Linked DNA regions of Homo sapiens: region 2 is linked to region 1. Evidence: chromatin loops called from intact Hi-C (ENCODE). Cell type or tissue: heart right ventricle. All regions are shown on one strand. Links, peaks and the distances in the headings refer to the core of each region. The heading gives the core; the rest is flanking DNA.

Evidence for each region. Hi-C counts contacts between places; a loop is a spot of excess contacts. Peaks named below come from ENCODE experiments on the same cell type or tissue, not always from the same donor. Only the 100,000 strongest peaks of a DNase experiment are listed, where the experiment ranks them.
Region 2: it touches region 1 in a loop (4-fold over the local background); 2 of 110 quality-filtered maps call a loop at or near these places.

The regions. Positions count from the first base shown.
Region 1 is chr18:75,051,629-75,059,970 of GRCh38, forward strand. The region is part of intron 8 of ZNF407 (zinc finger protein 407); the gene reads left to right. Among named protein-coding and RNA genes, the nearest start is that of PTGR3, 150 kb to the right of the region's middle. RefSeq lists an enhancer at 1,772-2,272. In heart right ventricle, for the core only: no CTCF peak of the experiment used is centred there; no DNase peak of the experiment used is centred there; H3K27ac peaks cover 2,218 bases.
Region 2 is chr18:74,989,743-74,998,084 of GRCh38, forward strand. All of the region lies in intron 8 of ZNF407 (zinc finger protein 407), which reads left to right. Among named protein-coding and RNA genes, the nearest start is that of PTGR3, 220 kb to the right of the region's middle. RefSeq lists enhancers at 5,005-5,506, 5,507-6,006. In heart right ventricle, for the core only: no CTCF peak of the experiment used is centred there; a DNase peak (open chromatin) is centred at 4,985; H3K27ac peaks cover 636 bases.

The sequences.
Region 1 (8,342 bases), core at 225-8,224:
GGAATCTCTGAACCTTGGAGGTTTTAAAACTGTTCCAGTTCTTAGATATCCTACCCTTTAAAAACTTTAACAGCTCTTAAAGAATTAACAAGTGTTGCTCAAACATTGTGTGTCGGGACTTATTCCAGCCATGCTGCTGCTAGTCTGGGGGTCGGTCATCAGGTAAGGAGCTATGTGAGACATGTCCGAGGGGCTTTTCTCCAGGGAACTCCCTAAAAAGCAGAGACCACCACATGTCATCAGAACTCAGGCACTCTCATAAGTGAAGGCCAGGTTCATTTGACACACAGCCAGCTGCCCATTTGACATAGTCCTGAACATAGTTTAGAAAGGCCCGCCTACTTAACTCATGTCTGTCCTCCACCCAGAATGCCATAGATTCGCACTCAGGAGAGGCTCTGGGGAAGACCTTTGGATAAGGAACGTGATGAGGAGAATGGAAATGGAAGGCTACCCTTGTCAAACACCGCTAGCAGTGCTTGCATACGTGTGCATGTCCACGAAGGCGTGTGCTTGGGTGTGCTTAATTTTATGTATGCATGTGTATGTATATATTTCAAGAAAACATGGAAATGTTACATTTGATTAAGCATATAAAGTGTTTAAATTTTAGAAAATGGTATTAATAATTAGCCTATTATGCCCCATTGTATAATTACATTACCTCGCTGTTATCTGCCACAGGAGTCGCGCGCTTATGCTAGATTGCCTTTGCCCCTTCAGAATATTACGATGAGCCATTTTTTGAACCACAGCAAAAAAAACAACAACAAAGAGTGGGACAGAATGCCACTGCTCTCCCTCCATGAAGGAGCTCAGGGAGCCCGTCTTCCGGTCCTCCCATGTCCCTTGAAGATCCTCCACCAGTGTCAGGCCTGTAGCTTTATTTTTGGGACTGGGAAGTTCCGGCAGAAGAAGTGGCCCTTAGACATTCCACCCGAAAGCATTCCAAGTCCTGCCTTTCTAACCCCTGTTGAAGATTATGTTAAGTGGGCAACTGGTTGTGTGCCAAGTGGACTCAGGCGTCAGCCGCCTGATAGAGCTCGTTTCTTAGGTACCTGAGTTTGGATTACACATAATGAATTCAGTTTTCCACTTGTTCACGTCACCATTCCCACACAAAGTGCCTTCTGGGGGTGCCTGTGCGGCACCCGGTACACAGCTTTGCTACTGCTTTCCTGCACGTGCACCCGGGTGGAAGGACACATGTGCGTGGATGTCACTCCCTGATCAGCGTTCGGACCCATACCGCATGCTTGTTGCTATGTGTGCCTGCCAGCCAGCTCCTTTCAAACAGGCTTTTAGTGAAAAGGCGAAATAGTGTTGCCTGTTTAACAAAGCCTTTAATTTCCCTGATAAACTGCTAATAATTTTTTTAAAAGATAGTTTTCCTGTTTACGCCCTCTTGGAACACAGTGGAATCGTGTGGTCCTGTAATTGGCCCCAGCCCCATGACACATGATTACCTTATTGGACTTACTACCCTATTTTAAAAATCTACTGTGGAAATTTTCTGGAGGACTTCAGTGTGCCGTGCATAGCTGCTGAGATAGAATGACGCACTGTTCCCTCTAGACACAGTGAGGCCTTAGTGCCGGCCGCACCCAGGTCCCGCCTCACCCCGTCCTGTGCATTTCAGATGTGCACAGTGCACCAGGTGGACAGGACCCCGTCAGGTCTGGGCTCAATATTCATTTGGATTGTGCTTTCTAAAAGGATCTCCCTCTGAACTTCCCTTGCTTCTCAGAAAAGCTAGGTCAGGTGTGTGGAGGGAAACCACGGATACTGCCTCACCAAGCTGCCTGACTGTGGGTTCCAACAGCTGCCACTTCACTCAGGGTTTCCATTTGAAAGTTAGTTTCTATTCATTCTGCTCATTCCAGAGTCAGGGTTCATGCCTCATAGTTTGTCTTTTGTTTGATTTTTGTTAAGCTTTATTATCCCAGGGGTATGTTATTCTGTAGAGCCCAAGCCACAGATACTCTGCAACTTTCAAGAGGAATTTAACTTAGATATTTAGGAAAATGTTGAAAATGAAGATAGTAGTTTCTACTGGTTAGGAAGAAAATGCGTTATCGTTTTCTACCTTGACAATGTCAGCGTCCAGTCCGCCCACTCGGTCCTGCCGTGTGTAGAAAAGGCTGAGGCTGGGTGTGGCCTGGCACAGAGGCTCTCCCAAGTCCATCCAGGTAGATCCAAGGAAGGACTGAGGGCCATCGTCCCCTCACCTTCATGGCCCTGTGTCCTCCCCTTGACTTGCTCCGCGGTGACAGCTCCTGAGGCTTTGCTTCCCCCGCACCTGGCAGCCTTGCCCAGCCAGTGGTGGCCTCCTGCACCCTTTCTCCTGCTTTCATTTCCTGGACTCAGGGATTTCTGCGGGTTTGGATCTCCTGCCTCAAAGAGCCCGGGCCTTCCCGAGTTGCTATCCACAGGGTGCTGGAGGTCTCCTGGCACACACCAACTCCGTTGGAAAGAGCAGCCATGTGCCCAGCACATATGATTCATTTTAAGGCATAGAGAAGAAATCCGCATTGTTTCAAGTGTACACAAGCAGCTGCTATCGTTTGGCTATGAGCAGATGTTAGACCTCCGAAAGCTTTGCTGATCATTAAAATACTAACAGTTAGTGTTTTACCCCAGCCGTCGGTTCTGTTTACTGTAAATTTGATTTTAATGATGCCTCTGTGCGGTTACTGAGAAGCAGTTTGCTTTCTACCTTCATATGAAAGTGTCTACAATGAAGACAAATGTCTGTTTCCTCTCATTTCCTTGGGAACAATATGAAGATACTATAATATAAAGGAAATATAAACATGACTACAAAAGTGAATGTGGGTTTTTTTATAGGGTTTTGCCAGAAAAAGAAAAAGGAAAAAGTTGAATCTGTCTTGTTAGCCTTTTAAAGTAGCCTTGTTAGATGCATGCCCTCCAGGAGGACCGGCTGGGCTTATTTGCATAATTTTACCTTTTAAGGTATGTATAATGTGTACAACTTTTGAAAAATAGGCCTTGTCTCCTGATACTGTTTATCTGCATTGGGAGTTCATAGACTATCAGAGGACATTTAGGAAAAGGTGGTTGGGATTCCTAATTTCCTGATTCCATAAGAATGCCTATTCCAGTTTGTTACGTCTTTAAGTCAAACAGAGGCAGCCTTACAGTAAGCAGGGGGGCGCTATTTGTCTGGTAGAGTTTGAAGGTCTTCTGGAAGCCTCACTCCTGAGGGACTGACATTCCACAGCTCTTTTCCAAGCATGGGCTCCCCCCCATACAAAGCCTGAAGGGCACTGTTACGTGTTCTCAGCCATTGTCACTAATGCTCACACACGTGTCGGCACACAGGAGCAGAAGGCTTGCACTGGAAGGAGAGGCCAGGGTGTCTCCAAGAGGGACACCCCCCTTCCCATTGGCCAGGGCTCTGACCTCAACACCCGGAAATGTGTGCAGAGTGAGAGACGCACCCTATGTTGATACTGCATGGGTTCCCCTCCACCACTCCTCCCCGTGCTTTATTTCAAATAGGACTGAAGACTTTTGAGCACTTTCTGCTGGCACATCAACTGGCTGTTCTGAAGAAGTACTATTCATGGGTAAATGACTAGATCAGAGCCCTTCCCAGCCTAATTTTAAAGTGCCATCTCATCGCCCTCCATGAAACTCAATGACACTGTTTCTGTCACCTGAGTTCGATTTCCAAAGGTACATGGTTGTGCACCACGATCTCTCTGTGTAGCTCACAGGCCTCTGCCCAGCAGAGAAACAGTTAACCTCTGCCCTTCCTCTCCACCCCACAAAGCCCGTCAAGATAACCTTAAAGCACGCATTCTCATCTTCCTGAGTGAGATTTGTGTGCATCACCTCTATTACTGTTAGATCTTCATGCATGAAAATGATAATATAGACCTAAGGGTCTGGTATAATACAACATTTCTTAGGGTTTGTGACTTTAAAGGTAAAATATTGTCTTTTGTTCTTTGTCACTCTTCAGTGGCCATGGAAATATCTAGGCCCATGGAGACTATTCTTGGTAAAGTTAGAAACCTGCATGATTATGTATTTCCAACTCGAGATAAAATTTAGTCTTCATTTTTTGTGAATTTCCAGAATTCTTTTCAGGGGTTTTATATGATCATCTTCAGTTGCTGCCAGTGTTAAATGTCGCACCCATGGCAATTAAGAAAAAGGGACTAAAACTTTTGGTACCTAAATTTTTGCCCTGGTTTATTGTAAATGTTCCTTCACTAAAAATTGCATGGTATATCCAAAGAAATTGTGTATTTGAATGTATGTGAAAGAATTTTTCGGAAATGGTGTGAATCTCAGCTAATTTTTACAGAAAAGCAATTTCCCCATCTCTTCTTATAAAACAGCAGCGTCATGAAATGCGGGGCATGGCGAAGACTTTATATACTGTCCTCCTTCAACATATTTTTATATGTTTATATGTGGTATACAGCAGATAGTTACCAAAACTCCTTTTAATTATTATGCTATGATATGTCTAACTTGTCCTTAGGCCAGCTCCTGTCAGCTGACCAAAACTGATCTGTACTCTGAGATAAATCTCACTAGTTTAGCTACCATGTTTAACATGCATGTCAAAGGCTAAAAATAATTCTTAATCTTGTATTTCAAGTAACCTTTCTGTTTCTGTTTTGTGTGTGAATTTTAGTAACGCTGACCAGAATGTGTTTCTAACCATTGAAAATAATGGAGAAACATGAGGTACTGACCAACCAACCTGTGTTCTTAAAAACTTTTTTAAAAAAGGAGAAATTGCCATTTGGTTACTGGAATATAAAACTAAGAGGTTACTCTGTCCCATGTTATACCAGATTCATACTCTTTCTTTGATCCTAGCGAAGTCCCTAAACCACTTGATTGGAGTTTTCCCTTCAGGAACTTGAGGAAGTTCACATTGTTTAGTACAAGAAGTAGCTCAAAGGCAGGGAGTCCCCCGTAATATGTACCAGTGTTAACATAGAAAGCATCACTTCTTCAAAACCAGAGTCCAGTGGGAGCTCTGTAACAGGACATCTTGCATAATGCCAGGGAATTATTATTGTCTATAAGATGAATAAATTCTGGAGCAATTATTGAGATCAGTTTGACTGGCCAAACTATCGGTGACTGCTATTGTAAGAATAATGTATTCCCTGCTTTGAAATTTCTAAAAGGTTATATTTCATTGAATTTTAATTTGTCATTTTTCCTGCTTTCACTTGAGAAACTTATAAGCTTTTGTGACATTAAAATATGGCTCTAATTTATTAGCATAATCTGTTAATATTGTTTCATTTTAATAGACATTAAGTATGATTTCTTAACATTCTTGTTAAAATTACATCTTAAAATTGAAGCCAAGAAAAATTATATGTGGCTTAAGAATTGCAATGTCATGTGTGTCCCAAATTTTTATGTGAAAATTTTTTTAATCGCATCGTATTCAAGGTGCTTTCATTACGACAAGGAACCATCCCAGCATTCTCAAGCTTACTGGGCCTACGAAAATATAAAATCTAAAGTACATCCAGTGTCTGAGATGTAACCTAGCAATGTATCAACATTTAGTACCATTTCAGGAGAAGCTTAGAAATTTAAAATAAATGCCAACTCACAGCAACAGAGTGGTTTACATAGGATATTAGCACAGGCTTTTGTAGGCATTAGGCATCTCACCCCACGACACGTCTTTTTAATGCCATCTTTATCTGCTACGTGATGCATGAAATCTACTTTCGGTTTTAGAACTGCTAACAACCTTTGACCCCTTTAGTGGAGACACAATGTGACCTTTCTATTGTCATCAGCTTTCATTCTCCTGAAAATTCTATGAATTTTTATTACAAGTTTTTTTTTAAACCAAGCTGAGGCTTCCACAAATTACTTGCCACAGATGAGATGAAGTTGTTGAAGTGGTGTTAGATAAGTTTTACAGCCAGCACGTGTGCGGCCGAGGAGCCCAAGCCTGTGTCCTACAGTGTCATACACCAGTAACTGCTGAGCCTACTATTGGATAAATACATCATTTTAGGGAACATTGATTGTTCTATAAACCCAATGGAGTATTATGCTCTATGATCAAACCATTTAGATTGTGTGTAGAGCACAGAAAATGCCATATTCAGGATGGTACTAAAAGTGCCATTCGTGTATTTTATGGATGTCATTACAGGGGAAACTTCTCTCTGTAGGCCCTGTTTACTGCAAAATTTTTTAGTCTGTAATGACATTTTTCATTCACAACGTATGCCTTCAAGAGAGGGGGCCCTTGTTTTATTTTTTTCATTCGGGTTTACTGCACAAATTCTGTACATTTTAATTAAATGTAAGCTTAACAAAAGCGTAAGGTATTTATTCTGTGGGAACAAATGATGACAGTAAGGAAGGAGCAGCACACACACAGAGGAAGGAGTCAGGTACGCAGCCCTGTGCTGCTTCCCAGAAGCACACCAGCCAGCAGAACTGAGCCCCTAGCACAGTTTTGGGGAGCAAAGTCTCTGCAGCTTAACCCCTCCACCCCCGCATAATGGAGCTTGTGTTTTTCCACGCTGGAGATGTTGGCTTCAAGCACGCAGAAGGAGCTGCAGCATCATAATGGCATCCCAGAGCAGCGAGCCGAACTCAAAATCCTCTCCCCAAAAGCAAATCCTCAGACACCCCAGTAACTACCTTTTTATTCCATCCAAGCTGTGAACTTTCAATGCATTCGGCTCTGAGAAGGGAGTAAAATATCTTTGTGCTCACGAACGCAAACGGGCAGAAAGTGAGGACTTTGTAGATGGGCACGAGGCTGCATTTTAATGTCACTGTGCCTTCTACGCAAAGCTGCTTATTGCCCTGTTGAAAACAGACCCAAAAAAGAATGATTTTAGGCACACTGTTTGGTTAACTACTGTTACTGTATTGAAATCTGACACTGTCTTTTTTAAAGGTACCGTAATACAAATACTACATTGAGCATCCATGCCCCATTAAGGCTTTGTGCGATTTTGGACACATAACAGTGACTAAGCAGTGAAGGATGCAACCTGTACCACGTGCCTGTTTCCCAAACGCTGTATCCATTTGGCCATTTGCATTTGGTGAGCTTTACAGTTCATATTTACTAGAAAGAGCTCAAAACTGGAGGTCGATGTACCCAGTACATTCTTGGTCATAGCCCAGTTAGGGTTTAAAGTTATAGAAGAGATTCACATTCGTTTAAATGACACTTGAACTTCTACATAGCTCAACATTAATTCATCATGGTTGAAATGGAAGAATCTTCAGTGGGTGAATCTTTTTCAATCTGATTGAGGCTGTTACATTTTATAGGTGCTATTTTTCAAAGCAGTACTGACAGCACTCGAAGTTATTAAATTGCTGAATCAAAAGATGGACCCGCGCTCGCATTTATGAACTGTGATGGACTCGCTGGGCCTGTGCGTGTGCGGAGGTGAGGACATTGGTGTTGCTAGGCTTCGTCACACCCCACACCGACAGCAGTATTTACCCATTTAGTTTACATTAATGGTCTGGAAGTGGCTTAACCCACCTCTGGATTAAAATACATTCAGTAAGTAGTTCAGAATAGCATAATTATCAGTGCTGCAAGGGATCCAAAGGATAATTCTATACCCAAGAGATTTCCTGTCCAGTTACAAAGTAAAGAACAATTGCTTGGACTCAAGCATGCACCATTTCTTCCTGAGACTACTGAAGAAGAGGATGTTTGTTCTTTCCTTCCCAACTACAGTAGTTTCTCCTCTCTCTTAATGTACTGGCAGTATGTCCTTTTCTGTAATTAAAATTAATGGGGGAGGGGAATGACCAGAAGGCTGCCTTCTTTGTTTTTGTGTCCTTATTTCCGTTTTTTTCAAATTCTGAATTAGACTAAAAATGACATTAAAATTAGAGAACGGACAGAAACAAATCAAGGTTGACATGTGAAGATGGCGCTGGGTAGAAAAGTAGGGTTGGGGAGAAATTGCAAGCATACCAGAGAAAGAATGTGTCAAATACAGGAGACAAAGATCTAGAGGTCCTAGCAGATGGCAAACTGACCGGGGATCAGCCACACGGGCCCGGCTTATGCTCAGGCGGAAAGGAAGCATGAATACAGGAGCTGTGGGCGCCACCCTCTTGAGGCTTCTGACCTCTCCGAGGAGAGAATATAGGAGGATCAAAGTTTACAAGACAACCATGAGACAGGCAGCGATTCGGCCCCTGCCCGTGGGACCTGCACGCCCACCCTCATTTCAGCTCAGCTTTTAAACTCTGATCTTCCCTCGGTCAAGGCACCAGGCGGGGATGGACGCGGGTTGTTTCTTCTGCAAATTGGGAGGAGGGAGAAAGGCAGG
Region 2 (8,342 bases), core at 246-8,245, 62 kb before region 1:
CAAGGCAGGAGAATCGCTTGAACCCAGGAGGTGGAGGTTGCAGTGAGCCAAGATCCCACGACTGTACTCCAGCCTGGGCGACAGAGCGAAACTCTGTCTCAAAAAAAAAAAAAAAATTCTATTTCCTAATCATAAAAAAATGAAATTTTGATGCTTTTCTGTGATAATTATTTATATACTTTTCATTTACCATCTTATATGTTAAATCCATGAATTATGAAAATGATATTCTCTGAAAATCAAACATCTAATATTCAGCAGCTTGTACATGTCCTGTGCTGCCTAAAATTTTTAAACATCATTCTTTACCAAATTCAAAAGTATTATCTTTAGAAAAATTATTGGAGATTTCTATGACACATTATTGATGTATTTTTAAGGATAATTGCAGAAGTGGGGGAAAGGCAGTAAACATCAGTGAAACTTCAGGTACTCGGGGTAATAGAATATTAAGCATAGAAAAATTAAACGCTCTGTGCAGATGTCAATTAGTTCCTTCTGCGAATCTGATACCCATCAACAAATGGAGTACTTAGTAACTTACCCTAGCTCAACCAAGTTTACTGTGACTGGCTTTGGTTAAGTTGGACAATAGCCAAAGGAATCTAAAATGCTACAGCAAAATTGTGGTCATTAAAGTAAATTTTGTCTGAATTTTATCTTTTTTTCCCTTAAATTTCTGGATTTGATTCACTTTGACACTCTTCTGATTCTGTTCTATTTCTGCATGCTATTAAACAATTTGAAACTGTATATGACAACAGAAATCTCTTTCAAAAGTCAAAGAATTGACAGGGTTTCCTGAAAATTTCAACCAAAGTTTTTATAACTTCACAGATGATTCATACACAATGTAAAATGCTAAGTGTAGCTGAGTTCCTTTTGAACTTATTTTTGCAGAAGTGATTTTTGGGAAACTGTGAGCTTTCATAAATGCCACATTAACTCTTCTTACAGAAGCAAAACAAAACCTCACACTCAACTCTTGACTTTGGCATCCAGTCTTCAGACGACCTCTGATGTATATGGGTGGGATTTGTGCACCATACAGCTTTGCGAAATGTGAAATTGCCCTATGGATGAACTGCAATCTGTTCTTTTGTGTATTTTACTAAAGAATGTCAGCTGAACTCGTGGGGAAGGGGAAGTGCTGATATGTCCTCCCTTGTCTTCAAGACACAGATGGCCCAGATATGTTTGTGGCTGAGTGTAGGTGAAGGGGGTGCTGAGCTGCCATTCAACAAAGATGGATGAAATCGGAGAAGTTCAGAGGAAAAAACTGGCATACACCCAGGGGCATTAGCATATGAAACCATTGTCTGATGTGCTAGTTCAGCTTACTTGCACATTGAATTTTCAGTTAGGTTTTTTTCTAGTTTATTTAATTACCTGCTTATAACAATTCAAGCAAGTCATGAGAAAGTTATAACTTATGAAACTAAAAAGCTGATAGCACGCAGATAAAACCTGGAAACCAAAATCTGAGGGTAGTAGAAGGGACTCCTGTAGAAGCTTCACATAGCTGTTTGTGTGCACACACTTCGATTTGGGTTATGTTTAACAGCAGTGCCTTGCAAGATGAAACTGCTGTGGTTTTCAGTAGCTTTTACCTTCTGTATATCTTTGATTTCTAGAACTATATATTTTAAATGTTGTGGCACCAATAAAATTTTGAGAATTGTAAATCTAATAGCAATTAGGCCATTTTCTTTCTAAGATGAGTCATCTCTTTTACAATGAAGAGAAGGCAAGTCTTGTGTGGCAATTTTTCTATTTAAAATGGGCTGCTAGCATTATAGCATATACATATATATTCTTCTTTAAAATCAATACCTATTCGGTATTGGTCACTAAATTTAAACATGGTTATTCTTAACATTTCCTAAAATTTATTCTTACCTTAATGGGCTTTCCATATATATTATGAAATAGGTTGAGTTCTATGTTCAGATTTCTCTAACATTTCTGAGCCCACTGATTCTTCACTTGTGGCCATCACTACATCACTTAATCTAGTTCACCCACTTAAACTCTCAGATGTATCCCAGACTCAGCATTTGAAAACTAATGTTCAGCCAAGTCCCTTCAGGAGTATTCCTTGCTTCTAGTTAGCCTTCTCAAACAGTTTTGAGAGAAAATAATAGGTCCAAAACTTACTTTTCTACATGAACCTTGTAGGTCCAAAGCTTACTTTTTAGCATGAACCTTGTATAAATTTGAACTCTCCAGCTTCGCATGGCACCAGGAAAGCTGAAAGGATATCAGGGTTTTAGGACTTCCCCACTCCTCACAATGGAACTGCCACAGCCAGTGAGAACTGAGGTCATGCATCTTAGAGCAGTAGCATAGGGGAGGGATGAAGATGTATCCAGGCTGAAGCCAGCTGCTGTTCTGAGTGCCCACGATACATTCATGAGCAAAACGAGGAGTCTTGGCCTTCTGGAGTATTTATTCTAGCAGAAAGAGACAGACACTGAACAAAAGGCATAGTAAATAATTACATTCCTTTTTAAAAGATAAAGTACTATAAAGAAAAGACAGTGGAGAAAAATAGTGGGGGTTGGGAGTTCTGGAGATGGCCCTGGGTGGGGAGGAGACAGGCAGTTACCATAGTCGATTGGAAGGTCTGGGTAGGCCTTGTTGGGATGGAGACATAGGAGCAAGGAGTTGAAGGTAATTAGAGAACTCGTTGTGGGTCCGCCTGGCACAAGAGTGTTCTGGGTGGAAAGAAGAACCAGTGCAAAGTGAACTGAAACATCACTGGTGTGATGGGGCAGATTGAAGGTGGGGAAATCCGCATTTCCATGGTGAGCTGAGGATTCGTGGATAAGAGCTGGATGACATCAAGAAGGGCTGTGAGCGTCACGGAAGGTGGACCTTCAGACTTCTGTCGAAGAGAAAACTACAGTGAGGGGTCTCCCCTGGGACAGTTGGAGTTTGTTTATTTGCAATAAGGCAAGTGTTGTTGTTTGCAGAAAACTGTGACAAGGCCCTTTGCATAGAAGTCTCACAGTGATTTTTGGGATGGGCACAAAAGAGTGAACATTCTCACTTCAATTTTAAGAAGACAAAGATTCAAACAAAAAATAAGCAAAAGAAGATATTTAAGCAGCCAAAAAGCACATGAAATGATGCTAATCATCGCCAGTTTTTAGGAACGTGAAAATTAAAACTATAATAACATGCCACTGCACACCCACTAAGATGACTGAAATTAAAAAGACTTAAGAATGCCAAACATTAGTGAGGACATGGAGGAGCATCTGGAATTGTTGGGCATTGCTGGTAGTACTGTAAAAATGGTACAGCCAATTTGGAAAACAGTTTAGCCATTTCCTGTAAAACTAAACATATACTTACTTACCATATGACCCAACGATTCCACTCCTAGGAATTTACCCAAAAGGGATAAAAGCAAAAAGCATATATTCATGCAAAGATTTATATATGAATATTTATGATAGTTCTATATGTTTATAATAGCTATTTATAGTCAAAAGCTAAAAATAACTCTAGTGCCCATCAACAGCAGATGAATGGACAATTCATCCGTAACATGGAGTATTAGCAATAAAAATGAAGGCACTATGGATGCACTACATTATGGATGAGTCTCAAAAGTGTGCTAAGCAAAAGCGCAGACACAGAAGAGTGCACTCTGCAGTTCCACTCATTTCCCGAGCCGCAACAGGCAGTTCTCATCCATAGGGTTGTAAGCCAGAGCTGTGTTTTCCTGGGGCTGGGACAGGGGACCTCAGGAAAATTCTGAGGGTAATGAAATTATTCTATATCTTATTTGTGGTGGTGGTTACAAGGGTGAGTAGATGTGTCAAAACTCATTGAGCTATACACTTAGAAGTGTATCCAATTAACTGACTATAAATTACACTTCAGTAAGGTTGGTTTTAAAAAATGTTTGAAGCTAAACTGTTAAGAAACAAAAAAATACGCAGCGATTAAGTAATAGTTAACAGTGTTCCCTAATCTAAGGAAAGCTCGTCAGAAAACTGTATTTAGGGCTGGGCTTTAAATGGTTCAAATGGTGAACACTCCTTTGGGTATAGGATATGGAAAAATACTTTGTAATTTAAGATGCAGAAAAACAATTTGAATCAGGTAAGCTCTCATTTAGGAACATTCTTCTAAATGACTGGCGTGTATTTTAATAAGTGACTGAAGTGTGAGAGACAAAGACTGGTGCACTATTCCAGAATAAAGGAGATTCACAGACACGCCACATAATGCTGTGGTCCGGTTTGGACCCTGCGCCAGAATTTCTTCTTCTTTTATCTGTTTTGCTATAAACCACATTGTTGGAACATCTAATGAAATTAGAATAAGGTCTGTAGATTGGAGAATATTAGTGTATCATTTTTAAATCCCACAGTTTTGTGCATTGTTCTGTGGCTGTGTAAGAGAAGGTCCTTGTTCATAGGAAGCTCACAAGTATTCATGAGTAAAAGAGCATCAGTTCTTCAGCTTACTCCCAAATGGCTCATAAAAAAAAAATGTGTATATATAGAAAGAGTAGATAAATGCTGTAAAACATTTACAATGAGATAAAAGTATAAGAGAGTAGTTCTTTGTGCCATCCTTGCAACTTGTAAATTTGACATTATTTCCGCTTAAAAAGTTACAAAAAATAAGATCAAGATCCAGGTTGTGTCAAAGGGCTGTTTGCTGAAAAGCATGCAAATTTCCTGTGAGGAAATAACTGGGAAGAGCCACAGAAGTGATGAAAATGAACATTTCCAGAGAAATTGTGTCTGGAAAGTCTGCATCCTTGTTTAAAGCAAACAGTCAGGAAGGAGGCCAGTGGCAGAAGGGGAGGCAGTTCGACCCTGAATGTGGACTGTCCCTGCTGGTGTGTGTCCATCTGTGCAGAGAGCAGGGCTCATGTTTAGATTCTCAAACGGTAGGGAGTATTACAGTGCAGTTCACTTTGGACACGTGTCCTATGACCAGGAAACCATATGCAAAAGACGGCAGCGGCACTCAGGACCCAGCGACAGGAAGAATAGATGATGGAAAGGGCCGGGGAGGGCACTCGTGGGCAGTGAGCGGCCACAGCACAGTGTGGACAGAATTCTGGGAGTGACTTTGAAGACAGAGTTGAGATTTTTTTCTACAATTGATGAGGGTGGAAGAAGTTTATTATTGATTTATCAACTATCTAGACATAAAAGCAACGAAATTTCAAGGAGACGAAATGGTGTCCAAATGTTAGAGAAGTGACAAGCCGTGGTTCTGCAGCTGTATTCATTTTAAGCAGGCTAGAAATCTTTACTCAATGTATGTATTTTCTTTCTCTGACTTCCTGTGTGAAAAAACAGTTTGACACCCTGAAATGACTCACATCCTGAATATGTTGCTAATTGAATATTTATCGAAGGCTGACTTATATTTGCAAATTCATGGAATGTAAAGGACAGTGGAGCTAGATCTGCGTGACTGCAGGGGCAAGTGTGAACGGCAGGGCCTGGCTTGGGCGATTTGAGTGTGCCAGGAGCCGTGGCACCTTAGGGCTAAAGGAGACCACATCCATGGTAAACAGCATTCTGGATGCTGTGTGGAGAGTGGCCAGAGGGTCACAAAAGGGGCAGCCAAGAGACAGGTTCAGAGACTACTGCAGTAACCGAGCTGAGGGTGATTCGATCCTACACTGGGTTGCAGTGTGGGTGGACCAGTTGTGAAGTGGGCAGGTTCTAAAAAAAGCATTAGGCTATCAAAGAAACCTTAACACTGATCCTCACAGAAAATAGTATTTTATTCGCTTCCTAAATTATTTTGCTGACCGTGCTGTTTGTAGCTCTGGGTCAGCTCTGTCTCACTGTGCATTTGTTATATTTCTTTTTTCTTTCTGTTTTCTAGATTATTATCAATGAAGTCTTAATCTTTTTTAATGAAATCATTTGGAAGAGGCTTTGGTGGGAGAGGCAGAAGGGAGGGTGACAATGCTGGGCCCTTCCTCTGTCTTTTTCTGGGCAGTTCATTCGGCTGTGCTCTGAGGCTACCATTTCTTGTTTAAGAGATACCGAGGGACTTGTGCTTGGCTCTGCTTTTTTCCTTAGACAACTTTGTGTTAGATCAGGGAAATCTATATGCATTCAGAGTGAGTGGTTTTGTTATTTTTACTTTGAGAATTTTTAGAATTGTTAGAAGCTTGGGATTATAAGGCCATGTATTCTTAATATATTAAAATTCAGTTTTAACCACTGTGATGTGAATACATGGTCTTTGGAAGCTTTTAAAGTAAATTCTTTCAAAATACATGATAAACTCAGCATTAGGTATCATATCTAGAAAACTACTCAAGTTTGGTTTTAATACTAAACAAATAGTGTTCAGTATTGAAATGTTTACAAATTGAATAGTAGGATTTTATGTTAATCAGCCCGCTGAAAACGGAGGCAGGACTTTATGAAACAGAGAAGGCAGCTTCCGTAAGGTAAATCCTACTAGATGAGGCAGGCGCCAACAAGCATTTTCTTAGTTTTTCACAGCGGTGGCTTTTGAGGCTGTAAAATGATGACTCTGGCCTCCTGTGTGAATAAGAGCATTTAAGGTGGACAGTTTGGGGTTTCAGTTAGTCACCTTCCTTGATTTGAGAAACGCTTATCACTTATTATGGCAGTAAAAATGATTGGTTACTTACAGTCTTAGGACATATTTTAACTGTGTTACTTGGGCATTCTGGATGTGTTTTTATTTTAAAATGTATTTAGAAAAAGGAAATGAAGTCAGGAGGTGAACGGCAATAAGTGTTTAATAGTCGCAGATGCACAAAAGGCAGGGCTCTGATTTCGTTATTCAACCTTTGTGCACAGGCAGAGAGCAGCTCAGAAAGTGATTCTTCGAATATGGGATGTAGAATTAGGTTACAACTTCTGCTGATGAAGAAAATGTGAGGTTCCGAATGGACATTAGACATTTTAGATTAGAAAGAGGAAAGGAAAGTAATGAGTCCTATTTCTAAATGAATTTAAAAAGCAATCTGATTTTAGTTCTTGCAAGGCAGAGAAAATAAAATAAAAACTATCGTACTTTATTTACTAACCAATGAATTGAATTGTCTGCCTTTTATTACAGATGTAAAGTAAAGACTATGAAGAGACAATCATTTTTGTAGCTATCAGACTTTCAGTAACATATCTCTTGTGGTTTAAATAACAGATAGTTTAAGTGTTTTTCCATTACCTTTGTGTAAATGAAAAATGCATAAAATATTTTAGCAAGGCAAAGTAATCCAAGGAGATTGTTATTTTGTGTTACAAATTAGGTTATTTCTGTCATAAAATTAAAGAAAAAAATCAACGTTAGGACATTTCAGCTTAATATCATTTACCAGAAGGCATGTGTAACAGATTTAATGAGCTAGCAGGTCACCTGAATCCAGCTGTTCCCGACCAGCTTTATGAAACAGAGAATGCAGCTAGCAGTGGGAGGTAAGCATTATTACAAGCTCTCAAGGAGTTACAAAATCGATTTCTGCTTGAATGAATTAATTTAGATTATCAATTTATAACCAGCTACACGAATCCCATCAACTCAACAGTTCCGTGAATGATCAGGTTCAGTCCTTGTAAGGGCTTCACAATTAGGGGCCTCTCGCAGCTCTGCAGTTAGCACCTGCCTGATGGCTCTCCTGACAAAGTTACTGGGCCCAGCAAAAGGAAAAGGGAACTGCTTGTTCAGGCCCATCGCAGACGTAAAATACAGCCTCTTGAAAAAATAGACATAACAAAAACTTAAGTAAAAAAAATAAATAAAAAGACTAAATGTGCATGTTTGAGATTTTTGTCCTTGTGCCCTTTTTGTGTCCATGGGCCCATGTGTCCGTGGAGTGGTTCTGACCATTCCAGGTGAACTTTAAAATCACCCCTCTGCACTTTGGAATGTTGGGGACAGAGCTGTTTCCTTCAGACTCATTAGAAAATGACCAGCCAACTGTGGCCATTTTCTTCTCCTATAAAGGCTGGGGTTCTAAGCATTTGTTTCATGGTGAAAAGTGGATTCAACCTGCTCTTCTTCTTCCTGCGTAGTCACTTTTTTTTACTTCTACCTCTGCTTACCCAGCTGTCTAAAAACGAAAAATGCTCATTCTGATCCACAATACTAGCCATTTCTTGAAGACATTTTTTCTACTCAATCTTAAATTGATCACATGGCTCTGTTGTTCTTCACTTGTTTTCTGCAATCCTGATGCCTTACACTTGTACCCTGTGTGGAGATCACTCTCACAGCCATGATCTTGTGCAGCCTTTGCAGCACCTGCGGAATGTGCAAGTGATGTTCCTCATCTCCAAGATGAGGAGCCTGGTGCCAGCTGCCAGTGGGACCGC